Regions from separate parts of the Homo sapiens genome. Here all the other regions are linked to region 2. A link is a loop called in an ENCODE intact Hi-C map of the cell type or tissue named here. Cell type or tissue: B cell. All regions are shown on one strand. Region 1 holds the start of LOC124901430 (a long non-coding RNA gene). Region 2 overlaps PLEKHG1 (pleckstrin homology and RhoGEF domain containing G1). Region 3 overlaps PLEKHG1 (pleckstrin homology and RhoGEF domain containing G1). Region 4 overlaps PLEKHG1 (pleckstrin homology and RhoGEF domain containing G1).

The links. Hi-C counts contacts between places; a loop is a spot of excess contacts. Peaks named below come from ENCODE experiments on the same cell type or tissue, not always from the same donor. Only the 100,000 strongest peaks of a DNase experiment are listed, where the experiment ranks them.
Region 1: a loop joins it to region 2, with 4 times the contacts of the local background. A loop is called at or near these places in 7 of 110 quality-filtered maps.
Region 3: it touches region 2 in a loop (4-fold over the local background); 9 of 110 quality-filtered maps call a loop at or near these places.
Region 4: a loop joins it to region 2, with 2.8 times the contacts of the local background. A loop is called at or near these places in 4 of 110 quality-filtered maps.

Annotation. Positions count from the first base shown.
Region 1 is chr6:150,738,786-150,746,785 of GRCh38, forward strand. All of the region lies in intron 3 of PLEKHG1 (pleckstrin homology and RhoGEF domain containing G1), which reads left to right. LOC124901430 (a long non-coding RNA gene) reads right to left here and starts at 7,191. Exons shown (of 3, transcript XR_007059811.1): 1 at 7,069-7,191; 2 at 5,972-6,114; 3 at 880-4,157. RefSeq lists enhancers at 3,207-3,707, 3,708-4,208. In B cell, CTCF peaks have their summits at 3,207 (motif pointing left) and 3,407; a DNase peak (open chromatin) is centred at 3,186; H3K27ac peaks cover 2,235 bases.
Region 2 is chr6:150,687,411-150,695,410 of GRCh38, forward strand. The region is part of intron 2 of PLEKHG1 (pleckstrin homology and RhoGEF domain containing G1); the gene reads left to right. Among named protein-coding and RNA genes, the nearest start is that of PLEKHG1, 92 kb to the left of the region's middle. RefSeq lists a silencer at 2,972-3,071. In B cell, no CTCF peak of the experiment used is centred here; DNase peaks (open chromatin) are centred at 2,991 and 4,241; H3K4me3 peaks cover 1,687 bases; H3K27ac peaks cover 8,000 bases.
Region 3 is chr6:150,618,964-150,626,963 of GRCh38, forward strand. The region is part of intron 1 of PLEKHG1 (pleckstrin homology and RhoGEF domain containing G1); the gene reads left to right. Among named protein-coding and RNA genes, the nearest start is that of PLEKHG1, 23 kb to the left of the region's middle. RefSeq lists an enhancer at 3,715-4,744. In B cell, no CTCF peak of the experiment used is centred here; DNase peaks (open chromatin) are centred at 2,328, 2,928, 4,358 and 5,410; H3K4me3 peaks cover 1,583 bases; H3K27ac peaks cover 7,360 bases.
Region 4 is chr6:150,636,875-150,644,874 of GRCh38, forward strand. The region is part of intron 1 of PLEKHG1 (pleckstrin homology and RhoGEF domain containing G1); the gene reads left to right. Among named protein-coding and RNA genes, the nearest start is that of PLEKHG1, 41 kb to the left of the region's middle. RefSeq lists an enhancer at 20-239. In B cell, no CTCF peak of the experiment used is centred here; DNase peaks (open chromatin) are centred at 167, 3,727, 4,747, 6,457 and 1 weaker place; H3K4me3 peaks cover 3,643 bases; H3K27ac peaks cover 7,763 bases.

The DNA of each region.
Region 1 (8,000 bases), 51 kb after region 2:
GATCTTGACTGTGAACCGTAGTCAAAGGAACAATGGAGCTGTTATTTCTATTTTATATATGCCCCTAACTGCATTCACAGATAAAATGAGATGATAAATATGAAAGCAAGTTTTAAAAGTTAAATTGCCAATGATACAATTTGTGGAGAGATAGAAATCCATAGTTGGAAAGCAGAAAATAAGGGTTTGTTTAATGTTTAATGGGACCTTCGATTGACTGGGCACGGGCTGTCAGGGGTAGGGTGGGTGTCTTTAATCTTTCTAAATGATCTATAAAAGAGCTTTTGAGAACCTCATAAGATTTGGCCTCAGATATAGTTCACGGCCTGTTGTAACCTGTTAGTAAAGTTTTAAAATAGTTCATAATGTTAATGCTGTGTAATTAGAAGTTACATTTCTACTACAGAATGGCATCGTTGAGCTCTGAGAGATACTAAATTAAGCCATATTTGGTGATATTGAGGACATTTAGTGAAAAAAGGGGCTGAATTGTTAATTACAACGTGATTTTATCTCTTTCCATTATATGCCAGAGAGCTAATATCCTTTTCATGGACCTTTATCCATAAAGTGTATTTTAAAAAAAAAGCTAAGTAATGGGGCCAGGAGCAGTGGCTCATGCCTGTAATCCCAGCACTTTGGGAGGCCGAAGTAGGCAGATCACTTGAGGTCAGGAGTTTGAGACCAGCCAGGCCAACATGGTGAAACTCCATCTCTACTAAAAATACAAAAATTAGCTGGGTATGGTGGTGCATGCCTGTAGTCCCAGCCGCTTAGAAGGCTGAGGCAGGAGAATGGCTTGAACCTAGGAGGCGGAGGTTGCAGTGAGCCGAGATCGTGCCATTGCATTCCAGCTGGAGCAACAGAGTGAGACTCTGTCAAAAAAAAAAACAAAAAAACAAAAAAAACCATAAGTATTCTAGCCTTGATGTTCAAAATTTAAACAGCAGAAGCATAAGCATATCTTTATGGGAAGCATTCAGCATTATTCAAAACTGTAGCTAAACAAGGATTAGAATGGTGATCACCAACCCCAAGCTCTGTGTTCGTTAGTCTATGTGGACTCTTTGTTTATTGAGTGATCGTACAGACAGTGTCAGGGAAGATAAAAGAGAGAAGGGTGTTTTTCACACACTTAGTGCCCTGAAACACATTGAAAGCTATTCTCCCCACTGCCATAGCCTAGAAGAGGCTTCTCTTTGTACTGGTGATATCCAATTAATTGAAAACTGTCTTATGCTGGGGAAGCAAACCTTCTCCAAAATTTGTGCAGAATGAAAGAAGGAAATCCAGGATTCAGGCCCAGAGAGCTTGTGCAGTGATTTCAGCACATACTCTGCCTGGACACTTAGCTCTTAGCCCTGTGAGATGTCTGTGACTTGGATGAAATGGAATCTGAGTTGGCTTTTGTCCTGGGGGCACCCCTCCCTTGAGGACAGTACTGTCAAGTGTGGAGGTGGTTTCTGATTAAGCCTGTCTTCCCATTGATCCTGCTAGAGAGACAAAATTGTTTGGTATGGAAAGGGCAGTGTGCATCTTACTCTTTTTCCTTAGCCATAGTGGAATGGTTGTGCATAGGCATTCCCTGGCCCAGCCTTACCTGCTTAGGATGCTGGACTAAAAGAGGCAGGTTTTGCACCAAGAAAGAAGGCTGTTGAGAAGAGGGGAATTGTCGCAGATTTTATTGTCTTTTTACTTAACAGATATCTTCTCTCCATATTTTCCCTCCAATTTAAATAACATTTATTGGACACTTCTTACAAGGTTCACTTAGACTAACGTTTTTTAAATACCGAGGGAGAAAAATGTGTTCCATGCTCAAGCGTAGGAGTTGGTAGGGATTGTTTTAAATGAAGGCTCGTTATGTGGGTGGATTTAATAAGGAACTTACACTGTGGTACTTGGCATCATTTAATGTACTTTTTTATGAGGCATTTGAGCACTTTTATGTGAATGTGTCTATTTTTTTCCTCCAAGGGATTTTATCGTAACGGGTGAATGAGATCTTTCTTAAAACCATTTAATATCTATGATAATTTGGAGACAAACGTGTTAGTTTTCTGCTTATTTCGGAGTCACTCCTTAAATAGTACATCTAATCATTTTACATAATCTCTCAAAAATCTCACTTTGACTACATATTTCCATATCTCTGTGTTATTGTTGTTGTTATTATGACCCCTTATTCCCCACCTTACCTTAACCTTACTCTCGTCTTTCACCACCTCAACAACAGCAGCACAAACCTAGAAGGTGGCAACAGTGAGTGATTTTGAGTGTTCATATCTTCATACTGCAACCTGATCTGGGAAGGAGGGCAGGGAGAACTGATCTTTCACTTCTTTTCATTTCTAATGGGTTTGCCCATTTTGAATGTGATATAAATACCTGCTGATTGATTGCTAATGACCAATGAAAACAGTTCAAGGTGGGCAGCATTCGGTGAGAGCAAAATGAGTTGAGATTTGCAGAGTTGCTCTGCAAAAGTAGCTGTCGGCTGAACACAAGAGTTCATGTGTACTTTGTGACTGATGTCAGGTTGGGTTATTTGCTCCAAACTTTTATGGCTAGATCTTGAGTCAAAATGTAGGCAATGAGTGTCTTGTGACATCTTAAGTTTTGTAACCATCCCCATCACCTCAATAGATTCCCGCAGCTATAAACATACTATTCAGCTACCATTTCTAAATTTTCTAGATAGACGCCTCAATAATACAAAAACACTAAAAAATAACATTAGCAGCAATTAATATTTGAGCACTTACCATGTATCAGGCACTAGGCACTTAATTTGCTCACTCACTGTCCCATCATGTGGGTACTAGTTTAATTCCTATTTTAGCATGAGAATATTGAATGTACAGAGGACAAAGTGACTTATCCCCCAGGTCACATAGTTGGCTAGTGGTTGAGCTGGAACTGAAAAGCAGGCCTTTCTCCGAAACCCACTGCTTTCACTGCATACCTCCCCTTTGACTATAACAGAAGGTTCAAAGTTCAGCCCTCTTCTTAATCTCTCTAGAGCAGGCACCAGCAGTACCATAGACGTTCTGGACTGCATAGTTCTTGGCTATGAGGGAGAGTTGTGTACGTTGTAGGAACGTTTAGCAGCAAGGCTGACTTCTATCCATTAGAAGCTAATAGAACCACCACCGTCCCCACTTGTGACGACCAAAAATGTCTCTAGCCATTGCCAAGTGCCCCCTGGAGGACAAAATTGTCCCTGGTTGAAAATGACAGCTTTAAATATCTGGAACACATAGTGTTTCATTAAGGATAGGCTAAGCCACAGTAACTATATTAGGCCATTCTTGTGTTGCTATAAAGAAATACCTGAGACTGGGTAATTTATGAAGAAAAGAAATGTATTTGGCTGATGGTTCTGCAGGCTTTACAGGAAGCACAGTAGCATCTGCTTCTGATGAGGTCTCAGGAAGCCTCCAACCATGGCAGAAGGCGAACAGGGAGTAGGCATGACACATGTCAGGAGAGAACGTGGTGGCCAGGTGCAGTGGCTCACGCCTGGAATCCAGCACTCGGGGAGGCCGAGGTGGGCGGATCACGATGTCAGGAGTTCAAGACCAGCCTGGCCAACATGGTGAAACCCTGTCTCTACTAAAAGTACAAAAATTAGCCGAGTGTGGTGGTGTGCACCTGTAATCCCAGCTACTGGGGAGACTGAGGCGGGAGAATCAGTTGAACCTGGGAGGCAGAGGTTGCAATGAGCCAAGATAGCGCCATTGCACTCCAGCCTAGGCAATAGAGTGAGACTCCATCTCAAAAAAAAAAAAAAAAAAAAAAAAAAAAGAGCGCAGGGAGGGCCCGCACACTCAACCAGATCTTACGAGAGCTCACTCACTGTCCTGAGAAATCCGCCCCCATGATCCAGTCACCTCCCACCAGGCCCCACCTCCAACACGGGGAATTACATTTCAATATGAGGTTTGGGCGGGGACACAGATCCAAACTATATCAGTAACATACAGATCTCCAAATCTAGTGACTTCACCCAAGTTTCTTTCTTTGTCCTGTAACCATCCTTTGCAAGTGTTCAGGTGAGGAGGAGCAGCACTCCTCCATGCAGTCATTCAAGGACCCAGGCTGAGGAGGCCTTGCTGTCTTCAGGACATGGCTTCTGAGGTTGCCATCCCAGTCAACTAGACGGGCAAGGAGACATGGAGATACATACGGGGAAGGTTTCTGAGACAGACAGAACTGATGCACATCCCTTTTCTCAAACTCCCAATGAGAATCTTGTTACCTGGCTACATCCTATAAGGGAGGATGGGAGGTGCAGTCTAGCCGTGTGTCCAAAGAAGGTAGGAAACAATTTTTGTAAACAACCTGCAGTTTCTGGCATGCATTATGTATAACAAAGCCATTCTCATTGTAAAACCTATCATTTAGTGATGGTGTATCCCCCACCACCCTCACTAAAAATAAAAAGGAAGAGGCTGGGTGTGGCGGCTCATGCCTGTAATCCCAGCACTTTGGGACAGCCAAGGCAGGCAGGTCATTTGAGGTCAGGAGTTCAAGACCAGCCTGACCAGCATGGTGAAACCCTGTCTCTACTAAAAATCCAAAAAAAAAATTAGCCGGAAGTGGTGGTGCATGCCTGTAGTCCCAGCTACTCAGGAGGCTGAGGCAGGAGAATCACTTGAGCCCGGGAGGTGGAGGTTGCAGTAAGCTGAGATTGCATCACTGCACTCCAGCCTGGGCAACGGAGCAAGACTCCATCTCAAAAAATAAATAAATAAGGAAGAAAGTAAGAAAGATTTTGGTGGTGCTTACCTGCTGAGATGAACATTACTGTCTCTACTAAATAACCTCATAAAATGTTTTAAATGCATTCTTTATTTAGGGCTTCAGACCAATGTATCTCCTACTGTTCCTCTCTCCCTTCTTCTATGTCTCCACCCCTATTCCCTACCCTTTCTCCCATCATTCCTGATTACCTCCCACCCCCTCCTTTTTTTTCTACTCATTCCAGTTCATTTGACCTGCCAGTAGGGCTCTGTGAAATTATTTAACACCATAGTTAGTGTTTCAGGCTAATAAATATTGGGTCTAGCCTAGTTCAAAGGCAGGGATTGTGCTTATCTTGGTAGCATTCTGAAAACCTTGTGAGTGGGAGGGAATCAATAAGGGTAATGGACGAAAGCCATCAGATACCTAATAGAACGATGCTTGGAAGCTGAAGGTTCATTGTCACATTGATAAAGTTTGTAAGAAAACTGAATGCCCTCCCTTGTACTGCCTCGCCCTTCATCTTACTTTTTATTTTTTATTTTTGTTGTTGTTGTTGTTGAGATGGAATCTCGCTCTGTCGCCCAGGTTGGAGTGCAGTGGCACAATCTCTGCTCACTGCAAGCCCCGCCTCCCGGGTTCAAGTGATTCTCCTGCCTTAGCCTCCCAAGTAGCTGGGACTACAGGTGCATGCCACCGTGTTCAGCTAATTTTTGGTATTTTTAGTAGAGATGGGGTTTCACCGAGTTAGCCAGGATGGTCTCAATCTCCTAACCTCGTGATCTGCCTGCCTCGGCCTCCCAAAGTGTTGGGATTACAGGTGTGAGCCACCGCGCCTGGCCCCTGCCCTTCTTTTAACCTCATTTCTGTAGCCATTCCAAGAAGCCAAAATGAGAACGTGGGCACCAGAAGAAAAAGTAGGCAGTTAAAAAAAACAAATTATTAAAAAATTTTTACTGCATTTTTAAGACTTGCACTCCCCAAATCAACCCACATTGTTGTGGATGCTTTTCCATAAGAAATTGAAGTCAGCTCACATCTTTTCAGAGGTGGACTTTTAGAGAACAAATTTACATTGTTAACCTTTACTTGTGGTACAGTTTTCAAATTACCAAGAACTTTGTGGCCATAGTGTAATCACTTCTTGGTATGATAATTATGAATGTGGTGACATCCCTCAGTGTCACCCTGAGAAACACTAAATCTCAGATAATGGCAAGGTCACCTTTGAATTCCTGACAATCTTGACTGGCTTCTTGAAACTTGGAGCTGGGACAAATAGTTGAGTCAGTCCAAGGAAATCCGGGATATATGTGGTCCCAATCAGGCTTTGTAGGCCATTCTTCCCCGGTTGCAAGAATGCATGATCTGAAAATATATTATACACAGGGATTGTTTTTACTCCCATATCAAATGTCTAAGACCCAAGAAGGAGAGTATAGATGATAGAGGGAAAGAGCTATGTGAGTTTCAAAGTACCTATGATCAGTCCTGCAGTAATGCAGCCATGTGTCACTTAATGACAGCAATGTGTTCTGAGAAATGTCAGGTGATTTTACCATTATACAGGCATCATAGAGTTTACTTACAAAACCTAGATTGTACAGCCTACCACACACCTAGGCTATATGGTATAACCCTTTGCTTCTAGGCTACAAACCTATACAGCATCTTACTATACTGAATAATGTAGGCAACTAAAACACAATGGCATTTGTGTATCTAAGCACAGAAAAGGTACAGTGAAAATGCAGTATTATAATCACATGGGACCATCATATCTGCAGTCCATCAGTGACCAAAACGTCGTTTTGTGGTGCTTGAACTCTATGACGCATAACATATGTGTTCTCAAAAATCACGCACTTTGGCCAGCCACAGTGGCTCATGCCTGTGGCTCATGCACTGTGGGAGGCCGAGGCAGGTGGTTCACTTCAGGTCAGGAGTTCAAGACCAGCCTGGCCACCATGGTGAAACCCCGGCTCTACTAAAAATACAAAAATTAGCTGGGTGTGGTGGCAGGCACCTGTAATCCCAGCTACTCAGGAGGCTGAGGCAGGAGAATCGCTTGAACCTGGGAGGCAGAGGTTGCAGTGAGCCTAGATCACGCCGCTGCACTCCAGCCTGGGTGACAGAGCGAGACTCCATCTCAAAAAAAAAAAAAAAGCAAAATCACATGCGGAGAAAAATGGGGTACCAAGAACAACACTCAAAAATTCATCCATGACACATATAGAAAAAAAGTCAAAAATGGAGGCATAGTTTTATACATGACAAATGATTAAGACATACATACATGCTATAGTAAATAGGGAACTTCACCTTGAAAAAGATTTGAAGTTTATGGAAGCCACCAGCTGCCCACACCGGCCACCCTGGAGAACAAAAGGAAGCAAGAGAGGGAGAAAAAGATTAAAAGAATAGAGAACAAAGAAGAAAAATATAAGATAGACTGAGAGGAAAGAGAAAATTAAAGAGGGGAGGCTGTGGGCAGAGCTGCAGCTTATGCCTTGTCAACGGGGAGGGTCACCTGCCACGGGCTGGGAGTTGACAGACTGATGTGAATGGGCCAGGTTCCAAATGCACTCAGGGGAGACCAAGATAGCCGCTAGGTTGTCGGGAGCCTTCGTGTTTTGTTCCTATGCTGCTGTCACTAGATGCAATTTTCTGCATTCACCCAGTGTTTCTCATGGGTGAAATCTTGCAAAAGCAAAATTCAGAAATGAGAATTATGTTCAAATTGTTCCCTAACATATTAATCTCGTGGGAACAAATTCATGTTTTCAAAACAAACATCATAGCAGAACTGACTGTACCTATTCTTTGGAGTATTATGACTTGTTACAAATAGGTTTCACCGCTTCTTCCTCCCCTTTACTCAGACTAGAAGATTAAAGAGTTCTATGATAGACCCTTGCCAAAAAAACATGGTCTTCCGTTAGTGTTAAATAAGACTAATAAAAACTGCCACAAATATCCTTAATTCACTTTTAATTTCCATCTTATAAGAAAACAAAATGGCTTGAAAGAATTTTAAACTCTTAGTAGTATGAGAGTTGATTTATATTGTTGAAAACTAGCATGATTACTTGTAAATAGTTGTAGGAAGTTTTTTACTGAAAGGATTTGCATAATTTGGTCAAATATTCTTGCATAAACTATAGCATTTGCTATGAATGTGAAACTCTTAGTATGCCAAGGAGACTTAACATATCAGTGAGTTTCTAATGCTAAAATTTCCACCTACATTTGTA
Region 2 (8,000 bases):
TAATTCTTTTTATTTTCTGTTTTGTTACTATCGTTTTGAGGCAACAATAGAACTAGTGACAAAAATATAGCTTTCTTGTTAACTTAGTTCAAAGGGTTATTATGGCCTTTTTCTGAAATAAATTTTCATTAGAATGAAATACTTTGGAAATACCTGACCTCGTTCTCTTCTGTCTGGACCTTGGACTCCTTAATGGTACTTACTAGAAGGGAGCTCTTTGGTCTTGCCGACGATGGACCCATGGGAGGAACACAGTGCCAGCTGAGGAAGCAAGTCTGAGCATAGAAGTCATAGACTCCCAGGGGCTCTCAGAGCTGGCCTGCTGCCCCTCCATGCTCTCATCTGACCCCACGCCCTGAGAGTCTCCTAGGGAGTAAACACGAGTGTTCTTGCATTTCAACAAATATGTATTGAAAGCAAATATATACCAGACATTTTTTTAGGCAGCGGCATGCTCTGATCTATAGCTAATCTACTTTTAAGAGGTATAAAAAACAAATGTTATCATCTGTTTTGTTTGGACAGTGGTTTCCAGCCATACTTTTCAGGCTGGCTATATTCAAGAAGAGTCCAGCCAAGAAACTCTTTTGAAAATAGCCTGATAAGTATTCACTGCAAAATAGTAAATTTGTCATTTAACCAGGTATCCAAACGAGACAAGGCTGTTCTATGTTCTTAACTGCCAAAGGATGAGTGATTATTTGTAAAACCTAGGCATTCCGTAAGAAGTGCGAATCACAGTATTTAAAAAATTAATCATCTGATTTTGCTCCTTTGCTTCTCAGATGAGAAAACAGAGCTCAGGGAAGTTGATTACTGAGCTTCAGGCAGCACAGTCAATAAAGTGGCAAAGCAGGCCTGGAATCACATGTCCCAGACTCTTAATCTTACATTTTCTTCCTTTGTTTTTTTTTTTATTTTATTTTTTGAGAAGGAGTCTCACTCTGTCACCCAGGCTGGAGTGTAGTGGCGTGATCTTGGCTCACCGCAACCTCCGCCTCCCGGGTTCAAGTGATTCTCATACCTCAGCCTCCTGAGTAGCTGAGATTACAGGCATGCTCCACCATGCTTGGCTAATTTTTGTATTTTTTAGTAGAAACAGGGCTTCACCATATTGGCCAGGCTAGTCTTGAACTCCTGACCTCAGGTGATCCACCTGCGTTGGCCTCCCAAAGAGGCCTTCTCTCTTTGGGATTACAGCCATAAGCCACCAAGCCCAACCATTTAATCTAACATTTTCTCTCTTATCTCATACTCTCCTGATAAATTTGACAAATTTCTGTAACAATATTCAGAGCTTTGCAAGGTAACAAAGTAAAAACATAGTAAAAACTATGCTAACATGTAAGAGATTTTTTAAAAAACAGTGTCTTGAGATATAATTCAGGTGCCACACAATTTACCATTTAAAGTGTACAATTCAATGGTTTTTGGTATATTACATTATTTACTTTTTAAGCTGTGGTAAAATATACATAACATAAAATTTGCCATTTTAACCATTTTAAATGTGCAATTCAGTGGCATTAGTTGTATTCACAATGTTATGCAACCATCACCAGTATTTTTATAACTTTTTATCACCCCAAACAAAAATTCTGTAACCATTAAGCAGTAACTCTGTTCTCCTCTTGTCCTGTCTTTGATAACTTCTAATCTGTTTTCTGTCTCTATGAATTTGCCCATTCTCCTCTGGGAATTTACTAGACATTTTGTATGAGTGGAATTATCTAATATTTGTCCTTTTCTGTTTGACTTATTTCACTCAGTATAGTATGTTCAAGACCCATCCATATCAGAAGTTCATTTCATTTTATGACTAATGAGATGGTCTGTTCTAATTCCCTTTTATTTCATTCTCTCTCCTTTTAGTACACTTGAATTTCCAACCTGGTCATGAAATCCTTTAAGTATTTTTCAACCTACTGGTATTTTTATATTTAAGTTATTTAAATATAACTTAAGTGTGAAGAGACTCTTAGGAAGGTATTTCTTTTCAGTTAGTTCTTTAAAGGCAGGAACCATATGTTAATCTTTGTTAAAAAAATCTTTTTGTCTCTAACATTTAGTCCAGGACCTGGCATAGAAAAAATACTTAACAAATTTATCCTGAGATGGACAGATGGATGATTCTTAAGGTTTTACTTTTATGTTTCAGAAAACAGATTTTGGCCGGGCATGGTGGCTCATGCCTGTAATTCCGGCACTTTGGGAGGCCAAGGTGGGTGGGTCACCTGAGGTCAGGAGTTCGAGACCAGCCTGACCAACATGGTGGTCTCTACTAAATGCAAAAGATTAGCCGTGCATGGTGGCACATGCCTGTAATGCCAGCTACACAGGAGGCTGAGGCAGGAGAATCACTTGAACCCGGGAGGCAGAGGTTGCAGTGAGCTGAGATTGTGCCATTGCACTCCAGCCTGGGCAACAAGAGCGAAACTCTGTCTCAAAAAAAAAAAAAAAAAGAAAAACAGAAGAAGAAGAAGTAATATGATCTTTGAGCTTTAGTTCTTTATTCTCTGGAATAATATTTTCTTTTGACATTAAAATTTATAGTTGCAATTGTTTCCCACTCCATAGAATTGGTAAATATAAAATGGCCATGTGTTGAATATTATAAGCATTTTACTGTACCATGTCAGAAGTGAACTCAGGAAATCTGACAATGGCTAGTTCCTGCCTTTAGTGACCTTTTGATGGTGTTTATTACTGAGGGTGATGGGAGTCTCCTGGCTGCTCAACAGTGTGACTTGAGACAGGTTCTTTAAACTCATAACTGTTATTTATTTTATTTTGGATTTTTTTAAATTTTATTTTTCCATAAGTAATTGGGGGTACAGGTGGTATTTGGTTACATGAGTAAGTTCTTTAGTGGAGATGTGTGGGATCCTGGTGCGCCCATCACCCAAGCAGCATACACTGCACCACATCTTGGCCCCACCAACATCGTTACTGTTTCTCGGTGCTGGGCTCAGGAACTGACAGCAGTCAACCGAAACAGAAGCTGCTACTACTTCAAGAAGGCTTTTCATACCTCACTAGAGTGAGGAAACGGAACATAGAGGTTTATTTCAGTGGTTCATAGTTTTCACCTCCAAATATCAAATGTAACTATACTTCTCTAGTGCTTCTGTCCAAATAAAGTAAGCATGCATATATTTGTGTATGAGTAGCCTGCCATTCAGCACACTAAGACATGCCCTTCCTGGGCTTCAGCTATTCCAAAAGGTGTGGAGGATGTGAGAGGAAGGGTGCAAAATGAAACTCTGGATTAGGAGTGAAAATTATCATAGGATGTCTTTACTGGAGATGATTTCCCCACTCACTCTCTCAAAGATCTAATCAGGAACAAACATTTGCACGTTTTATGTTGCAAACAAGTTATTTGGTTTGTTGAGTGAAATCACGGTTATTTTCGTGCCTGTGTGATTTCAGGAATTCTGTTCTCCTGCTTTTGGAAAGCTGCTTCAGCTCACAGATCCCTGCCTCCTGTGAACACTGGAATGTGGGCTGTGTTGCTCTTCCGCAACCCAGCGCATGCATTGTTCACTTTCCCCATAGTCCTCCCTCATCTGGATGATGAACCCAGTTAGATCTCCATGGCCTGATACTCTCTAAATCCACCATGGCGGTTGTCCTACACAGAGTTGGCACACAGTGAATATAGCAGTGACTTCAGAAACCTGAAATACTAATATTTATCCTTTTCTGTTTGACTTATTTCACTTGGTATAGTATTTTCAAGACCTATCCATATCAGAAGTTCATTTCTTTTTATGACTAATGAGATGGTCTGTTCTAATTCCCTTTTATTTCATTCTCTCTCCTTTTAATACACTTGAACTTCCAACCTGGTCATGAAATCCTTTAAGTATTTTTCAATCTACTGGTATTTTTATATTTAAGTTATTTAAATACAACTTAAGTGTGAAGAGACTCTTAGGAAGGTATTTATTTTCAGTTATACTTCAGGGATGAGTGAAATAATGTTATAAAGGACAGAGCCTGGTTTTTATATATGGCCTGTGTAATCTGTCTTGATGCTTTGTAAGCCAAACCAGATACTTAAGTTATTATTGCTTTTTACATTTCAAAGGCCTACAGACTACCATTGGCCTAAATATAAAATAATAATTTCTGTCTGTAGAGCTGTACACCCTGTAGTCGAAAAGAAAGCCCTTCCTTCCTCATTTCTTAATGACAGCCTATAATCATCTCTGAGCAATTTTTAAGATTTTTTCTAAACCACCATTTCCGTCATTATGTCAGCTGGGGAAGAGCCTCTTCTTCTATCAATAGAATGGTTCTCATTCCTTCCCAAGTCCAACCACCCACCTTGTGAGAAGGGGTCATTGTAAATCTCAGCCAACTTTCTTTTTCAACAATGATGTTAGGAGAAATGTCAGATGATAAAATCAGTTAATCACCAAATATTTACTGAGGACTTGGGAAAAGTTTTGGGGAGCCATTGGAGAGAATATGACTGAACCACTGTAAGTTCTACCCAAACTGTGTTTCCTCATTCACTTCCAGCCTAGGCTTGAAGGAACAAGAGACCAGGGGTGGATCCAGGTTCCTGTCCCGCTGGGACATGGCCCATTTCCTTTGTTAGGCCTGGGAGCAGTTTGAGGAAGCCTGGTTAGGCATCTGTCAATCCCAACTGAAGTCACTTTTTATATGGGGTGAGGAATTTTTAACCTCACCCCATATAAGGCCTAGCAACTTCAGGCATGAGTAAAATAAAGACAGAGAAATTGCACATCACAACTTAATGTTTGTTGTGTTTATGTACTGAAAGTATTTTATGTTTGTAAACTCAAAATTAACCCATTTTATAAATAATGGCAATGACTATAATGCTTTAAAATAATTTACTGTATCTGTCACTCTTTTCTGATGGAATTTAATAGACTCTTGTACTCTTAGTTTACTTCAGATCAACAATACAACTCTTTTCCCAGATTTCTTCATAATTAACTATGTAATTATCATTTGATAAAAGCCTCTTATTTTAATTAGAATAATATGATCATGGGCTGATGATTCAATAAATATTCACTGAGCAGCTGCTATGTGGAAAACTAATGGCATGCTGGAAAGAAAAGAATTTTTCCTAAGGCTTGTCCTTGACCTCAAAAAAAGCATATGTGATCTAGAGAAGACAAATTTAAAGAAATGCTGCAAGTATAATATGAATAGGCAGAATTAAATAATTACTAAATGAATATCAGAGGGAAAAAAATGCTAATTTTAAGGGAGAGTATAGAGTAAGCAGAATTTGAATGGAGCCTTCCAAACCATTGAGGATACTTTCAACTCTGAAATTTAGGCCAAGAGAAAGTAAGTACTTGCTTTTGTCACACTTTCAGTCTCTTTTAACTCATGAAGTTTCTACTAAGTCAAACTGAAATTAATTAGTTACACTGTCAGAGCGAGTGCATTGGTGATTTCTCTGTGTAGAAAACAGTAGAAAGGCCATCCAAGGGCAGGCGTTAGCATAAGCAAAGGCACAGAGGAATGAAAGCAAATGACATTTGGGGGAATGTTGAGATGTCCATATGGCTGAAGTTCCAGGTCAGAACATAGAAGGCCTTAAATGTCAAGATAAGGAGCTTGGATTTAATATGTAGACCTCAGGGAACTGTTCCTGCGGTTGGATCACTTGAGGTCAGGAGTTCGAAACCAGCCTGGCCAACGTAGTGAAACACCATCTCTACTAAAAATACAAAAATTAGCCGGGTGTGGTGGTGCACACCTGTAGTCCCAGCTACTCGGGAGGCTGAGACAGGAGAATCACTTGAACCTGGGAGGCGGAGGTTGCAGTGAGCCAAGATCACGCCACTGCACTCCAGCCTGGGTGACAGAGCAGGACTCTGTCTCAAAAAATTAACAAACAAACAAACAAAAAACCTATGTGTGACTTATTTGGTGTCTCTCTGCTTCCTGGAAGTCGCTTCTCAACTTTTGGCTTCTCTCTCTGATCATTCTAACTCTGGGACTTGGAAGCTCTTGTGTCAGCAAACAAAATCCACAGCAGCTTCCTTCTACCCTTTGAATGATCAGCCAGTGATTCAAATTGCCCTTGGAATAATCTCTGAATTCCCTGGGATAGACTCTGAGGTCCTGCATCAGTAACCACCCTCTCTTTGGTCACACTGGAGCACAGCTCCGTGGTTCAGGCTAACCACTCCCCCATGTGTTTCGTCTCTCCTGGCCTGGCTCTGTTCTCCAACACTTGGCTGCTTTCTCACCCGCTCTAAGCACATCCTCACCCATCACCTCCTTCCAGAGCCAGCTCGATACCCAGCCCTTGGGAAAGCATATATGGCCCATGTTGTTATGTTCATAAATCATGCACCAATCATGCATAAATCATACATAAATCTTTGCACAAGGCTATGAGAGGAATGCACAGTCATGAGTGGCCCAGGTCAGGAGGCAGGGACCTCATGACTACCTCGAGAGGCAGAGCAAAATGGCAAAAGATGCAAACAGCGCTTCAAGAGAATGGAAGCTGTGTCGCGTGATAGTTTAGAAGTCATTCCCAGCCAAGTCGGTACAGGCTTTGTGTATAGTTATTGCTTCCCTCATCTTCATCTTTGTATATGCTTCTGGGAGTTTACATGGGAGGCTTTGAATCCTTGACTGTGATCCATTCAAAGACAGGCAGCATGGATCTAGTTTATAAGAACCTTTGCCAATGAACATGGCAGAATTTTCTGTTTTATGTCTGCCATTAGTTGTTAGGTGGGGACTGTCCCTGTCCTGGCATGCAGGACTCTGCTACCGGAAATTATTATAGCATACAGAGTAAGAGTTCCAGTCCCAGACTTAGACTGTCTAGGTTCAAATGCCAGTTTCACTCCTTACTAGTTGTGTGAATTTGAAAATTATTTCATCTCTCAGTGCCTCATTTTTCTCAAGTAGGGATGATAGTAATATCTGCCTTTTAGAATTGTTGTGAGCTTTCAATGAATTAATTTAAAGAGAAAATGTTTCAAATAGTGCCTGGCTGGGCACGGCGGCTCACAGCTATAATCCCAGCACTTTGGGAGGCCGAGGTGGCTGGATCACCTGAGATCCGGAGTTGGAGACCAGCCTTGTCAACATGGTGAAACCCCGTCTCTACTAAAAATACAAAAATTAGCCCAGTGTGGGGGTGGGCGCCTGTAATCCCAGCTACTTGGGAGGATGAGGCGGGAGAATTGCTTGAACCTGGGAGGCAAAGGTTGCAGTGAGCTGAGATGGTACCATTGTACTCCAGCCTGGGCAACAGTGAGACTCTGTCTCAAAAAAAAAAAAAATAAAAATAAAAAATAAAATAGTGCCTGGCACATAGTAAGTACTCAAAAAATGTTAGCTATAATGATTTATATTATTAAGTAGTCCTCATGACTGTGTGATTACCATCTTTTTAAGTGTTTTCTAGTCAATTCCTAGTAACTGGAGCTGTAGTTCTTAGTAGCTGGAGTTATCAACATATCTGCCTTCTGTGCTAGTAAATTTTTATACATCTAAAGTTTTAAAACCTCTGCATAAACATTCCCCCTGGAAAACTAGAATCAATGGTATTTTATTATTCCTACATTGACATTTTAATAGCCAAGAATGGCTTTTAAAAGAATTAGGAAGACACATGGCATCTGTCAGTCTTGATATCATAGTTCCTGTTATGTTTCTGTTTCCATGTGAACCCTGTTTTTTCAAAAGTTTGTAAGTCTTTTGCTCCATGGTGAGATTCAGCAACAAGTTTCTATTCCAAAGAACAATATTTGTCCTACTTAAACCTACTCTGATTTCCATTTTCTTTGCTCAATGGTTTGTGCTTCTAGAACTTGAGTTCTGTTTGATGTTTTTGCAAATACAATTTTTCATATTTGGTAATTTTGAAAAACTTAAAAGCTCCAAGTCTAGCACGTTGTCCTTTGATTTTTAGGTAGTGAGCTGCTTAATTTGGTTTTAATTTAAGATAAGGGTTTAGAAAATATTAGGAATTCACTAGA
Region 3 (8,000 bases), 68 kb before region 2:
TTCCAGCTACTCCAGAGGCTGAGACTGGAGGATTGCTTGATCCCGGGAAGTCAAGGCTGTGGTTAGCTGTGATTGCACCACGCACTCCAGCCTGGGCAATAGAGTAACATCCTGTCTCTAAAAAAAGAAAAAGAAAAAACAGTTCAGACTTACTTTGGGAACAGATCCTGGACAATTTGACTCAAATGATGGCCCTTTCTCAAAATTCAACGAGAGATCCATTTGAGCTAGAGACGTTTGGGTTTAGGGGAGGGCGTTCAAAGGTCATCTGAGTTTTGCACTCAGTTTCTCCTTCCAGTGGTCTCCTTTGCACTTTAGCACCCCTGCCTGCGTTCGCCTTTCCCACCTCCGCACCTCCCTGCCCTCTGCCCCATAAATGCTGTTGCATTCTTTCATTCTCCCTTCTTCTGCCTTGTAGAGTCTTTTTAAAGCATTCTTCATCCTTGTGTCTTTCTGATGTCCATCATCCAGCTCAGGAAACCAGTGACTCCAAATTCCTGCTGCCTTGGAGGGCAATAGAAACTCATACAACTGGTCATAGATGTTTTTCTGACACAGTTTCATCTGAATTAATTGAGTGTTGACTGCTTTATTCCTGATACCCACTGAGATGCTTCATACCAAGGGAACAGATGATGAAGGGCATAGAAGGCAGTTTGGGAGCAGGGAGCTTTTGCAGACATAAGGCAGCTTTTATGGAGCAGGAGTGAGAGGAAGTACAGGGGTAAAGAAAATAAAATGTGTGCTTCTGGATGCTTTCTTTAGCCAGTCATAAAAGAAAAAAGGTTCTTTTTTCTTTCACCCTTCTACATTATGTTCTTCACAGCTCCAGGGACCAGGGCTTAGGATAGCGCTACTCCACTTCTCATAGGAGCACATGGTAAAAACCAGCTCTCAGTTTTGGCTGAGATGACAGGTCTTTTAGACAACAGCCCATTTACTGCTTGACTGCTTATAGTTTGAGGGCATAAATTGATGTCTTTTTCCTAAAAGGTGTGTTTTGAATTAAGGAGAGTGTTTCCACACGTTTTTGTTATCTCATTAACACCAGCATTTATGATGCTGCATTTTCTGTATATGTATTATCGTTTATTTGGTCACAATCACACAATCATTACACATTTCATATTTTTGTTTTTTGTCTTTGTGTTTATTTTTATTGTGTTTATTTTCTTGTGTATATTTTTTATAACTTTTATTGTGTTTTTAATCTGAAAGGGGATTTTCGTGTGGGTGAATGGAAAGAAAAACAACAATTTCGGTTTGATTGTTAGAAATAATTCTAAGCCTGTATTTCCCAAAGTCCTTCACTGGCCCTGGGCAGGGAGCCCTGAATACTGGGAGGCCTGACAGCGTTTCTCTCCAAGGAAGACACCGCTACTCAGAAGCACCTCAGCTCTGCTGACTCCAGGCTGTGCCCAGGCCAGACCTAGTGGGTCTTGATCAGGGAAGAGATTGCTGCTGCAACCTGGCCTGTCCTTTGTCCCCCCAGACCCCTTCAGTATTTGTGCAAGAGGGGAAGGGCTCTATGTAAACACTGTCACTCCCTCTATGGCCATCGGGCCCTCCACACCCACTTATTCCAACTGGAGGGTAAACAGAGCCAATTGTGTGTTCTGTTTTGCTTGTCTTTTAAATTGCCAGATCTTACTGACTTGACTTACCTATTTTCAAAAATTGGTCTATTTCTGCTGTTAGGAGGACTGTATGTCTATATGTGTGTTCATTCAGCAAATATCTCTATACCCGTTTTGTGCCAGGCATCAATCAGTTGCACCATGCATTTGGGATATAAGGGAGACAGAACGGAGGCTCTGCCCTCGTGGGGTTTGCAATCTCTACAAGAGACATTACAAACAAGGGAACATCAGATATTATGAGAAATGATCAGTGCCATGAAGAATGGGAGAGAGAATGAATTGAGATTGGAGAGAGTCTCTCTTAGGAACACCCAAATAAAACTTGGTTGTTCATAACCTGAAGAAGGAAATAAAACAATGCAATTTATCCTGCCTCTGACAACAAGGGAAAACCTTTGGCCTCTCTTGGATTGAATCTCTAAGTTCCTGACTTTAGTCTCTCTGTGCCTCAGTTTTCTACCTTTAAAATGAATTTAATAATGGTCACAAACTCCTGGAGTTGTTGCAAAGAGTCATTAATACTGGCAATGTGCTTAGAGTGGGGCCTGACAAGTAGAAGTAGTAGGACTTGATATAATTATGTACAGGAATGATGGTTGGTGAGGGTCCAGCATTTGTGCAAGAAGGCCGTGTTCCAGAGTGTCAGACTCTGGGGCTGTTGCTTTGCTAGGAGATAATAAAAGTCACAACCTCTCTGAATATCAGCTTCCCTTTTTGACACATGGGTTCCTATTAGTTTTACCACCTCAGGGGCTTTTGTGGCACAAATCAATTTTTTTTTTTTTTTTTGAGATGGAGTCTCACTCTGTTGCCCAGGCTGGAATACAGTGGCACAATCTCGGCTCACTGCAACCTCCACCTCCTGGGTTCAGGCGGTTCTCCTGCCTCAGCTTCCCGAGTAGCTGGAATTACAGGCCTATGCCACCACACCCAGCTAATTTTTCTATTTTTAGTAGAGTCGGGGTTTCACCATGTTGGCCAGGCTAGTCTTGAACTCCTGACCTCAAGTGATCCTCCAGCCTTAGCCTCCCAAAGTGCTAGGATTACAGGTGTGAGCCACCATGCCTGGCTGGCACAAATCACTTTAAACACTATAAGCCCGCAATTTGAAAACTGGGAAATACTAAATGAGTGTAGATGATGTTATTGAGCAATAACACGGACCATTAGTGACCTATTTGAATATATGGTTATGAGTGCTGTCCAAATGTACATCTGTCATCATTTGTGCTACACATCTTGTTCTGTTTACTTCGATGTCTGTTTTCTGCTAAGGTAACATCTTATGACTTGAACACGTTACAGTTCATTACCTGGTCTTACCGTGTTGCGTCCAGAACTGTTGTGTGAGTTGCAGTTAACCTTGAGCTGTAGGTAAGAGATGCACATTTGAATCCAACTCATATTTGAGGCTCTGATTCCCTTACTTCTCCCTAATACCATTTCCTCCTCCGAGAGCTCTGTCCACACCTGGGGTCAGCTTGGTTGTGCCAGCCAACACTTTGTGTTATATCAGACGGAAGGGAGCAGAGAGCTGAATGAGCCTATCATGCTGTGGGGTCTCAGATGTATATAATTTTGTTAAGTGAATGAATCTCAATAAAAGCCAACATGTTATATGGGCACTCTTCTACATGCTGTGGTGAGGGGTAATTTTGGCCCAAAGGTAAAGAATAATAAATTAGTATGTTATACTACTTTCAGTAACAAAGAGGCAACATTCCCAGCCTTAATTTTTTTTTAAATTTGCAAAAATCAAAATGACTAGAGACACCAGGCTGTGTTTTAGTGTGTGGGCAGCTTGGTGGGTCACCCATCCTGTGCCTGTACCCCATTCCCCATGGGTACTCTTTTGGTGCCAGAGCTTCCCAGGCAGCATAGAGCCACCTCCGGAATTCTCCCCACCCTACCACTGTTCTGAGTTAGGTTACTGGGATGAACCCCAGAGCCCACCCTTCAGTAATAAGACAATACTCAGATGCCATTTCCACCCCTCACCAGCCTCCCCCTCCCAGTGTAGACAGAATTAGTAGGAACCTCTGACGGATCCCCTAATCACCTCCAACAGGTTTTGTTCAAGGACAAGTTACTTCTACAGGATGTGTTCCTCTAGGCATCCTCTGCCCTAGGTTCATTTCGTTGTGTTGATGGTGTTTTGCCACTGCAGGAGATTGGACAATTTTTCTATAAGTTGAAATTTAAAATCAGCAAATGTTTCTCTCAAGATCTCCTGAGTTCGTAATACCATGTAAGACCCTTTTAGAAGATAGAAAAACAAAGAGGGAGTTTTGTAGTGGCATCCCCCCTCTCAGGGAAAAAGACTTGGTCAACTGCATTGTTTGAGCCAGTCTATTAGAGAAGAGGGGAGGCGGCACTTCCTTTTGTGTCCAATAGATATGGGTTCTTAATGAGCATCTTTTTTTTTTTTTTCTCTGTAGGAAATGAGCGCAGAAGCTTGTTGAGGCCACTTCTGCTTCTGTTGTTTGTGTTAAGTATCCTGTATGTCAATGACACATTCTTGAGGTTTCACTTCTCCCTACCCCAGGCCTCACTTGAATATAATTCATCAAATGACACTGAAATCACATCTGATGTTATCATTGCCTTCAACCACACAGGTGCAGCCAGAAAGAGGAAAACAGATGGGAAGTCTTGTTTCATTTCATTTTGCAAGTTAAATAACCTTGGGGAAAAACACTTGACCTGGTTTTGTGAGAGCTTGGCTGTTGGGTTCTTCAGTAGTGTTTTATGAGAAGGTAGCACCTGCGTCCTCCATCAGCACCCTTTTAACGGGCAAGCACATCACGCAAATAACAAATGTCGCATGCCTTTTATGTGTCAGGCGGCCTGTAATGATCAGATGATGAGGCAGGTCAACTGGCATTCTCTGTAGTTTTCCAGTGGGAACTCCAGGTCTCAAACTCACGTATCTATTAAGTAGTAGAAGCAGAACTAGAAATTAGTTCTCTTCCCTTCTAATCCAGTGTTCAGCCCTTGCGCGTACTGCAAACGGACAGCAGAGTTGGCCTCAGGCCCCCCACGTGTGCACTGTACAATTGTGGTGCTCTTTTTCAGCCTATTCACGAGGTTTGTGTTTGGATCGCATGGCCTTGCCACTGCCTCTGTCTTCACCCAGCCAGACCCACACGTTTGTCATGTGCCTCTCTGAGCATCCGAGGCTGCAGCGACCTGTTTACCGTGCTGCCCTGTGGTATTGGGCTTTTGGAGGTCACTGTGCATGTGTATGTATGATGAAGTTTTATATCAACCTAAAAACACCTACTCAAGGAGGAAAACAGAATCTTCAATGTGTCTTAAATCTCCAGTTAAGCTGTGCACAGTGGTTACAGAATGTCACAGCAGTTGAGCTGGATGCAGTAATAACGCCTTATCAGATTAATGTATTAGATTATAGGTTTCTTAAGCTTCTGGAACCATAGCGATGGCTAATTGAAAAGGATCATCTATGTTAGGCACAATCCTCATGTAAGATCCTGCAGTGACTACATGGTGCTGTAGAATTTATTACACATTTCTCATTCTGAGCCTCATCCCTGAATAAGACCCTAACCTCCTGTTCCAGGTCTTTCTCCCAATACTGACCTATTCAAAGCCCTGTGCTCCAGGCAGTCTGGAGGTGCCTGGGCCTTGGGGGTGCTGCTGCCTTCGCTCAGGGGCCCTCACACCCTGCCTATCTCTGCTTCTTGTCTCCAGGATCCTCCCCTCCCCAACAAGGGACTCCCATTGCAGGCAACCTTGCCTCTCCCTCCCACATCCTCAACACTCGAGCCCCATGAGTAAAGGACTCTTACTCTTCATGAGTAAAGGAGGTCTTCCGTCCTATGGAGCACCTAGCAATGTGACTGCTATAGGACAGCCTCTTAAGAAATTCAGCCAGGACGATTTTACTTTGCAAAGTACAGTAGGGTGATGATTATCATCGTGATGGCTCCTGGAGGCATAGCCATCAGTTCTTCATCCTTACTTCCAACAGAAACCTGTGGATTTCTGTTTGGATTAAGGAATGAGAGGGACATTTGCTGAAAACTTTCTATGCACCAACACTTTCATAGAATTTTTTTTTTCTCAGTTGTCACCACAGTCGGCCTCACTTCAACAACAGCAGGCAGTGTTGGCTGGTGTCTCTGATGAGGAAAGTGAAGCCTAGAAATAAGGAATTCACTTCAAAGGCACCTTGTACGAATTTCATACTTGAAATCCAGTTTGGCTGAAATAAAAGCCTGTGATTTTTTTCATAACAACTAAGTATAATGGATAAAATTTGGTTAATTAAAGATTTTTTTAGGCCAGGCGTGGTGGCTCACTTCTGTAATCCCAACACTTTGGGAGGCCAAGGCAGGCAGATCACTTGAGGTCAGAAGTTTGAGATCAGCCTGGCCAACATGGCAAAACCCCGTCTCTATTAAAAATATGAAAATTAGCCAGACTAAAATTGCCTGAACCCAGGAGGCGGAGGTTGCAGTGAGCCAAGATCGTGCCACTGCACTCCAGCCTGAGCTACAGAGTGAGACTCCATCTCAAAAAAAAAAAATGGATTTTTTAAAAACTATAAAATAAGTTTAGAAGAGTATATTTATTTGCTAGGTCTACCATAACAAAGTACCATTGCCTGGGTGGCTTCAATGACAGAAATATATTTTCTCACAGTTCTGGAGGCTGGAATTCCAAGATGAAGGTGTTAGCAGGGTTGTTTCTTCGCAGGGTTGTTTCTTCTGAGGCCTCCTTTGCTTGCAGATACTGTCTTCTCCCTGTGTCGTTACATGGTGGTCCCTCTGTGTGTGTCTGTGTCCTGATCTCCTCTTAGTATGGGAACACCAGTCATAATGGATTAGGGCTCATCCTAAGGACCTCATTTTACCTTAATCATCTCTCTCTTTTTTTTTAAGTGACAGAGTTGCACTCTTGTCACCCAGGCTGGAGTGCAGTGGTGCAATCTTGGCTCACTGCAACCTCTGCCTCCTGGGTTCAAGTGATTCTCCTGCCTCAGCCTCCTGAGTAGCTGGGATTACAGGCATGCACCACCATGCCTGGCTAATTTTTTGTATTTTTAGTAAAGATGGGGTTTCACCATGTTGGCCAGGCTGGTCTCGAACTCCTGACCTCAAGTGATCTGCCCACCTCGGCCCTGCAAAGTGCTGGGATTACAGGCATGAGCCATCATGCCCAGTCTTCAATCATCTCTTTAAAGACCCTAGTTCCAAATAAAGTTACATTCTCATTTACCAGGGGCTAGGACTTCAACATATGAATTTGGGGGAGGCACACTTCAGCCCATGACAGACACAACTGGATATTAGATGATGTTATGGAATTCTTGGTACTTTTTTCAGGTATCATAATGGCTTGTGGTTCTGTAGGAAGATGTCATGGGGGGATGCATGATGAAATATGTTGGGATGAGGAGTGATAGAGAATTGCACATTAATTTCAAAGGTTCCATACCAGCAGAAGTGTTTGTGGGGGTGATGAAAAAACTGCAAAGGCACCACGATGGCAAGTAAGTTATGCAACATAGGCCATTGTGGGGCGGGGGGCGGGGGGTCTGTTGTACAAAATGCATAAGATCTCCTGAGGGCCAGCAAGAAAGACAAAAAGGGTCTGTAAGAAGGCTCATATTTTGTTTCCGTTAAGGAATAGAGAGAGATACTAAGGCACTGTAGATTTGCCTAAAGAAAGGGTGTTATCTTCAGAGGCCTTCAGGCGAAGGCTCAGAGTTCCATGGCCAGCTGAGCTTCAGTGTGGTCTCTCCTGAAGGAGAACTCGCCATGCTGACCTTGGACGTTCCATTGACGCCTCGGGATCAGGAGTCTGTCTCGATCTGTGTGTCTGCCTGCGAAGGGGCGTTGGGGACACCAGAACATGTGCTCTGTCTCTGTTTACTGCCGGGCTCTCCGGAGTGAAGGGTAAATCTCCGGCCTGCTGCACCATGTTGGTTAATTCACATTTTCTGATGCTTTAAGGGCTTCAGATGTACCCTGCTGGCAAGCATTTTTTGTTTCTAAGGTTCATTCATGACACCACCCAAGATAAGTAAAGCTCTTTGGGGAGGTGCGTGTAAATTCCATTTCAGAAGGGCTCAAAGGCACACAAGCAATTCAAGCCCATCGTTTGAGATTCATGAAGGACAATATCCTACCAAGAGTTAAGAGTAGTTCCATTCCATTTGCATACCACACTGTGTGTGTGTATGTGTATGTGTGTGTGCGTGTGTGTGTGTTTTGTATTTTTACCCCCATTGTAGGTCTAGGTTACATGAAACTATAACCTGAAGTTAAATATCTTTGTGCTCAACCATTAGTAAACTCAGGAAAGCTTGTGAAAGAATAGTAGCAACTAAAC
Region 4 (8,000 bases), 51 kb before region 2:
AACTTATTTCTTTTCTAAAGCATCTATTGAACCTTGGTCTGAAAAATGACATTAGCATCCTTTATTCATTTCTTCTACCCTATGACTAAGATGTCAAACTAGTCCTGGTTTACACAGGACTTTCCCAGTTTTAGCTCTGAAAGTCCCATATGCGGGAACCCCCTTGGTCCCAAGAGGGTCTGTCACCCTACTCATGACCTCCCAATTAGCTAGACTCTGCCTATTACAGTGTCACAGTTAATACACTTATTTCTTATTTCTATAGCCAAACTATGAATATGTTTTTTGTTTTGTCTCTGAGTGGCTTCTGAAAACCTAAAGCCATTATGCAAATATTATTCACTGCGGAGCCGAGTAATAGAATTAGATCCATAGAGAAAGAACTCCCATCGTGGGTCATGAAATTTTGCCACTTGAAGGAGATTTTCCCAGTAGCTTCACTTCTTTATAGACATTTCTCTGCTTTGGGGTTATATTTAGCTTTTACTGTTTTTTGTTTGTTTGTTTGTTTTTGGGTTTTTTTTTTTACTTTTTTAATTTCATGTCATCCTCTTCCTTAGATTCCTTTTTTCATTTGGTAGGCTCCTCCCTTTGAGTAACTTTTGATGTATAATATGCATAGATGGTAAGCACTGTTATTGCATGTTTGAAAATGTCTGATTTTGCTTTCACACTTGATTATTTCAGTCTAGATTCAAAATTATTGTTTCTGAACTTTGAAGGCATTGCACCTCTGATACCTACAATCTAGTGTAGCCAATAAGTCTGATGTTAGACTTACGACATAGTTGATTGTGTGTGTGAGTGTGTGTGTGTCTTTTTACCTCTTTGAACCATATAGGACTTTTTGCTTTATCCTTAGTTCTAAAATTTCACCACTATCTTTTTGTCATCGGTCCTTTTATTTTTGAGCTTTACTATCTGAAGTCTTCTCTAGCTTAGGATATTTTCTCCCCACTAATATTAATGTATCTTCACCTAGAAATCGAGTAGGTGGATTTTAGGCCTCTTGAAAGCGATTCTTTATTATTTTCCTTCTCTTTGTTTTTTATTGTATGTATTAGAGATTTCCTTGGCTTAAATTTTCCAGCCTACTGAATGAGGGCTTAGCCATATAAATGCTATCATTTAGTCCATTAGATTTATATTTTGGCACTTACTTGTTTAAAATCTGAGCGCTTTCTCATTCTTGTTATTCTTTCCAGGAAAGGAGAGTGAATATCTATGGATATTGCCCTGGCCCTTAAGAAGGTATTGTTCTTCAAAGATGATCTTCTTGGATTGCTTAGAATTTTTATTTTCCAGCATCAGAAGCACATACTGAATTTATTAAATTTTAGATAGAATGTATTTCTGTTTTCCACCAAGGCCGCAGCTCCGGCTAAGTTAGGTGTCTTATGGCTCCCTGGAATAATTTAGTCTTTCCTACCTCCTGTGCTCTCATGTCGTTTTTTAATGTGTTTCCTTCCATCTCCCAAGTCTTCTGTAAAAGCTAGTCCAATTGCCCTCCTTCCACCTCAAGTACACAGAAGGTTCTGGAACACCACCCCTCCCCCTACCACTCAGCCAGAAGCTGATTTTTTCCTAACATTCATTGACCCTTGCTTGAACCTTTCTTCTCATTGCCCCTCCCTCTCTTGCCAGGGTCACTCCTGCTAGTGTAGAATTTCTGAAATGAAGGTAAATAAAGGTGTCAAGAGGACAAGAAAATTCCCAAACATGAGAGGGAGAGGATGGAGAGTTCTGGGGGCAGGTAGAAGCCCCCTTGCCAGGTACCCCTTGTGTAACAATTGCTGTTCAGTGGTGGGGAGCTTACATTTCTGCCTCTTACCTAAAAACTTAATTAAACTGAAACTTAATTTCTCAAATTATTTTATGTTCCAAAAATCAGTTCTAAGTCAAAACTGGTGAATAGATGACCAAAATAGAAGCTATTAGAATTCTCTTTATATAGCAGGGAATAGAATTATATAACCTGGATGCATTCCTGAAATTTCTTTGTGGTTTGGCTTCAGTAAATTACTACTTTACCTACAGCTTTAAAAGTATATTTAGACTTAAGTTTAAAGAGTGATAACCACATGTGTAAACATCATTGAATACCATTCTTTTAATGAGTGGGGAATGTTATTTATATTCTGTCTTCACTTCCTCTGGAAAGCCCATTTCTTTTGGGAAGGCTTTAACTTATATTGTACTCACCTTAGAAAGTGAAAAGAATTCACTTTAGTATATTTTAACCCAGCCACAAAATTTTCACTGTTGCTGCTGAGAACCGCTTGGCCCCAATCTCTGAGTACAGTGTTTTAAAATTGAACTGTCTTAAAATAGCAAGACAATATATATGCCACTAGAATAGAGGATGGGTATGTTTAAGGGATTCAAATAACCCTTATTAATGCATTAATTTTTAAAAATGCTATATATTTCTCTATTTTTCTTTTTTAATTTTTAAGAAATTGACAATGAACATATTCATGGAATACATAATGATGTTCATCATCTGCAACATTTATCATTTTTTTGTGTTTGGAATATTCAGTATCCTTCTAGCTATTTGGAACTACGTATTATTGTTAATTACAGTCATCCTCTGGTGATCTAGAACACTAGAATTTATTCATCCTGTCTAGCTGTAATTTTATGTCCTTTAACAAATCTGTTCCTATCCTTTTTTTTTTTTATTTTGAAAAACAATTTTGCAGTTAGTATTTCAATGAGACAATGAAGCAGGCAGGTGAGTGGGAACCGATGACCAAGAGCTTCCTGGGCTGGCCTGAAGAGTCTGGGCTCATCTACATAGTGATGGGGACCATGGGAAGGATTGAAGCAAAGAACTCCATATGATCATGTTTATCGTGTAGCTGTCAGGGTGCAAGTAGACTGGGAGGCAGACCAGAGGGGAGGTCTTGTGTAATGCATGTCGGAAAGCAATGGAGCCATGGACCAGGCAGGAATTATGGTTCCTGTTCAATTCTGAACTTTTATTCTGTATCAATGATGCTGCCATTAGACTAATTTGCTGGTTATTTTATAAAGAGTCCTTTTAGGGCTAGAAGGGACCTCGGAGGTTTCTACGCAACTCTGTCATTTTGTAAATGGAAAAACCCTAAGGCCTAAAGAAGTGAAATGACTCCTCCAAGTCGGACAGCTCCTTAATAGCAGATCTTGGCCTTGGGCCCAAATCTTTCGATTCCAAAGCCACTGCTTTCCCTGTAGGGTTACCCATCTGGCCCTACCTGCTGTCTGCTAAGCACATGCCCAGGCCGGCGTCCCGCCAGTAGGACCGATCACCTGATTGTTGATGGTGCAGAATGTGATATTGACAGACTTTCTATTTTTTTTCTAGTCAGCTCATGACTGACTCTCCTAAATGACTTAATTATAATTTTCCCAACTCTTCCCAAATGCGCAGGCTTGCCCAACTTTTTCAGAAGATGATCTTGACTTTTACTTCTCCGAGCAAATAGAAATCACTTGAGAACACACAGGGCCATGGCCTGCCACCACATCTACCAAGAACCATCATGTTCCTGCCTTTGTCATAACAGCAAACGTGTCCCCATCTTAATTAACACTGGTCCCTGGGTCCTCATTCTTCCTGTATTTTCAGGGATGCTTTGGCTTACTCTTCCTTTTTCAGTATTTTCTACCCCTTCCTCTCTAAAAGATCTATCTTGTCACCATTTATATATCATCCGGACTCTCCCACGCAAAACCCTGCTTGGAATACCCACACCACGCTAGCTCTTTCTACTTCCCTCCTCTCAGGCCTTGTGTAAGATACATGGTGTTTCACTCGTCGCCCTGAACTGTTTCCACTTTAGCCCTTACAATTTCCCAAAACTGCTCTCACTGACCTCATGCCACTAAATCCAGTGAGCACATTCTGCTTGGTTATTCATTTAACAATTATTTGTGAGCATCTGCCATGTGCTGGGCATCGGGCATGCTGTGGTACACAGAGAAATGGGGTCTCCTGTGGTCTAATATTGGGGACAGATGTTAAAGAAATACCTATAGTTGCTGAATATTTAGATCAGAAAGTGCAAATCTAACTAATTTTATGGCAGGAGTACTATATGTCAGTTGTTTAGTGGGCACTAAATGTCAGTTTCATAGTGAAAAACTTGTGGCTAGAGAATGCTCTAGCTTATCTGTGCACTACAAGTGTCCTGCCCTTTGATCTGGGCTTAACTCCACACACAGCCAAATGCCCCCACTATTAGAGGCTCTTTTACGTTTTATGTAGTGAAGATATCTTGGCTGAACATGCACATAAACAGAATCTGGAGAAATATTACTCTGTTCATGGAGTTAGAAACTAGAAACCATACATATCTATATTCTAAATAAAATTATTCTAAAATAAACAAGTTTAATATAGTCTAAACTGGCAAGATAGATTGACGAAAACCCTGATGGTTTCTGTGAAGGAAAGCAAAAATATTGTGCAAAAGAGATGATCTGTGAAGTTCAGACTCTATGAAAGATTTTTGAAATGGTAATCATATTCAGTTTTGAACCATTTTAAGATCAGCAAAATAACCGTGTAAGCACATGTTAGATATGCTAATGAAGGTTTAGTGAAAGTAAAAGTTTTCTCAAGTCCGGATTGAAAATGGCAAGGTGTTTCTGCATATGTCAGTTGTCTCTCTTACTTTCCTCATGGGCTACAATATTCAATATGAACAGTTCCCCTTTTTTTAGAAGTAAAAATGGTCCATGTTAGCAAAACCAAAGATTTCCAGGAAGTGCTGGTGGCTGTGGTGCTGTGGAACGTGTGGATGAATAAATCACTGTTTGGTAGTAAGTGTAAAACGTTTTATTGGAAGCCAGCCCTTCGTATCCATGTTTCCTTTTTCCCTCCCCTGAAACTGAAAGCTCATCTGAAATAGCCTCAGGATAGATGTTAAATAAAAACTCTGTGATATATTTGGAAGTTCTCTTTTTAAAAAACCAATATGTCAAAGCCTGTTTTACTTGACTGATGTGAAAAGGCAAAAAAAAAAAAAAAAAAAAAAAGCAAAAGGAAATTACCTTTCTAAATAGAATATTTTCAAGTGATGTAAGTAACCCTTTTTTTTTTCAAGTGATGTAACACATTTCCCGAATAAAGTATATTTTTACAGAAGCCTGGGTAAAAAAAAACTGTGCTTCACCATTAAATAAATGGGTGAATACAAATTCAGATTTTAAAGTTATCTCCTAAAATATTAGTTTATTAAATAAGTGGCACAAGAAACCTAATGTCCTGTTTCCCCTTATTAAATCTATTTGACTTATGAGATAGTACAACTTTGGAAACCACAGCCAGCTGAATTCTGTTCATTTGAGGGAATTTTATTATTTTAATTAACATTCATTTTCACTGCTTGTTAACACATTCTGAATTGCTTGAAGTTATTGACCTAGATTGAAAGAAGCTCTTGAACTCTATAAAAGGTGGTGCTTATAAAATTTTTCTGCTTAGAAAATGTTGCTCAGTTTCTGTGGCTTCCTCCATTTTATTACGTGTAGAATCTGCCAAAACCTTGCTAACTTTCATAATCACCTTCCTTTTCCTTATTTATGCCTGGACTTGAGTATCTCTGGAAAATCTTGTTTTACCCATAATTTTCCTCCACTGGAATGCTGCCAAGACCAAGATTTTAATATTAAAGTTGTATTTTGTTATGCTTTTAAAAGTTTACTGTATAACTACAGTTGCCTTTGGGCATTGTCTTTAATGCTGTGCCAGCCATCCCACTGGCTAAAGGTCCTGTGATGGTAAGGACTGAATCTGTCCCAATCATGGCTGCATCCTTAGCACCTGCACTGGTATGCTGTTGGTGCTCAAATGTTGGATGCATTCAAGGCATTTTAGGAGTAGCACAGGTTGCTCAACTAAAAGCATTGATAACTGTATTACAGCACTTGTAATATAGCTGCTATCCAGTTTGTCTCCTGGTATGTAACCCTTCAAGAACCTGATGTCTTAGGCAGTGGTTCAGTATTTTTCTATGTAACCCCAGTGCCTATAACAGCACCTGTAATAGTAGCGGTACTTAAGTGAAGCTCATTCATTGAAGAAACATTCCCTACTTTTTGCATTTTTGCCCAGCATCCCCTCCAACTTTAAAAACTTAAGGAAAATAGTGACGGAATCCCCAGTTCTTTGGCCAGCTTTTCTTTATTAAGAGGCCGTCTTTGCTGTAAGTATGAAAAACAGAGAGACATACCAAGGAATATGAGGAAGAGGTCACCTACTGGAATGCCTCATCTCTAATTAAGTATTAGAATTAATTATCCTTTGCCAGGTAACTATGCCAACTTTTAGCCTGTTTAAAAAAAATAAACAGGAAATGGTAAAAATCTAAGGTCTGGACCATCAAAATTTGGTGTTGAGTTCTTGCTGTTTGTCTGCTTTTAGTTTCCTTTTTAAAAGCTCACAGTCAACTTACCATGAAATCTAGCCCAGATTCTGGAAGTATCTGGTATCAGTGTAACACATCTTAATAATGTAGTAAGAACCTCAATCAGTCCTGCCTCATATTGGTGTGTGTCCTGTGGAACCTAGGAATTGATACAAACTGGAAACTGAACTCATCTTAAAAGCTCAACTCATTTCATAAATTGCATTTACATGCAGCATGTGGTGCCTGATGAGACAGGCAAATCTGATATACAATATCTAGATTGGGTGGGGAGAACCTTTCTTTTGACAAATCTTTCCTGATATATCTGTCAAAGCACCACTGAAAACAATTCAATGGATTAAAAACTGCTTGATGTATGTAGCTTTTCCAAAATGTGAGCCGTGTTTCTTGAAGATACCATACTTTATTCACTTTGCAATTCCTCATGCCTGCGTAATGCCCGGCTCATACCAGGCATTCACTACATAATTGAATCAAATGATGAGTAAAACTCATGTATCTACTGGTTAGGAGGCTAAGAAATAGCTACTAAAAGATTTGTACCTCTCCTCTGTGGTTTCCACTTTCAAATTCTAGGATTTTTTCCCCCTAAGTGATTGACACCCACTTTTTTTTTTTTCAAAAGAAGAAATGGCCGTTTGCAAATATCAAATTAGAAATTAAAATTGACTTGAATTTGCAAGGAAAGCTATAGAGCGTGTGTCTGTCTTTGGAGGTCTCTGAGAATAGAAATGGATGTTTGTACATAATCGTAAATATTTGTTAAGTGGATAAACGAATTTTGAGGTATTTAAATAAATTACCTCCATGAATGAAAAATTCAGGTGATTTGTTGAGTTGACATTCTCTCCCTTCCTACTTTGGTCAGCCAGTTTCCATTGTGAATTCTGTAGCTGGTGGATTTTCTTGCTTATAGCCAAAGAATTATATGTGCCTATAGCATGCCAGAACCAGAATTTGGCCCTATTAAAGAACTAATAAAGTCAATAAACATTTGACAAGGAAGAGCTAGGAAAAGAGAGTGGTTTTTTTCTTTTCGTGTTTTTTTTTTTTTTTTTTGTTACAGAGTCTCACTCTGTCACCCAGGCTGGAGTGCAGTGGCGCAATCTTGGCTCACTGCAACCTCTGCCTCCTGGGTTCAAGTGATTTTCCTGCCTCAGCCTCCTGAGTATCTGGGATTACAGGCTACTCCCACACCCGGCTAATTTTTGTATTTTTAGTAGAGTCAGGGCTTCACCACATTGGTCAGGCTGGTCTTGAACTCCTGACCTTGTGATCCACCTACCTTAGCCTCCCAAAGTGCTGGGATTACAGGCATGAGCCACTGTGCCCAGCCGATAGTGTTTTTTGTATTCTTCTTATTTTTACAACTTTTCTTGGTATTTCCAAATATATTTTTTTAAGTTAGTAATATCCTTTCTAGAAAAAAACAGGATATTTTTTAAAAGGTAACTTCTCCAGGAACAACAGAAAGATCCCTAGAAATACATCTAGTGAAAGATATATGAGACCTTTATGTAGAAAATGGAATAATTTTAACATCACTGGAAGTTATTTTTTAAGGCTCTAAATAGTGTGGAG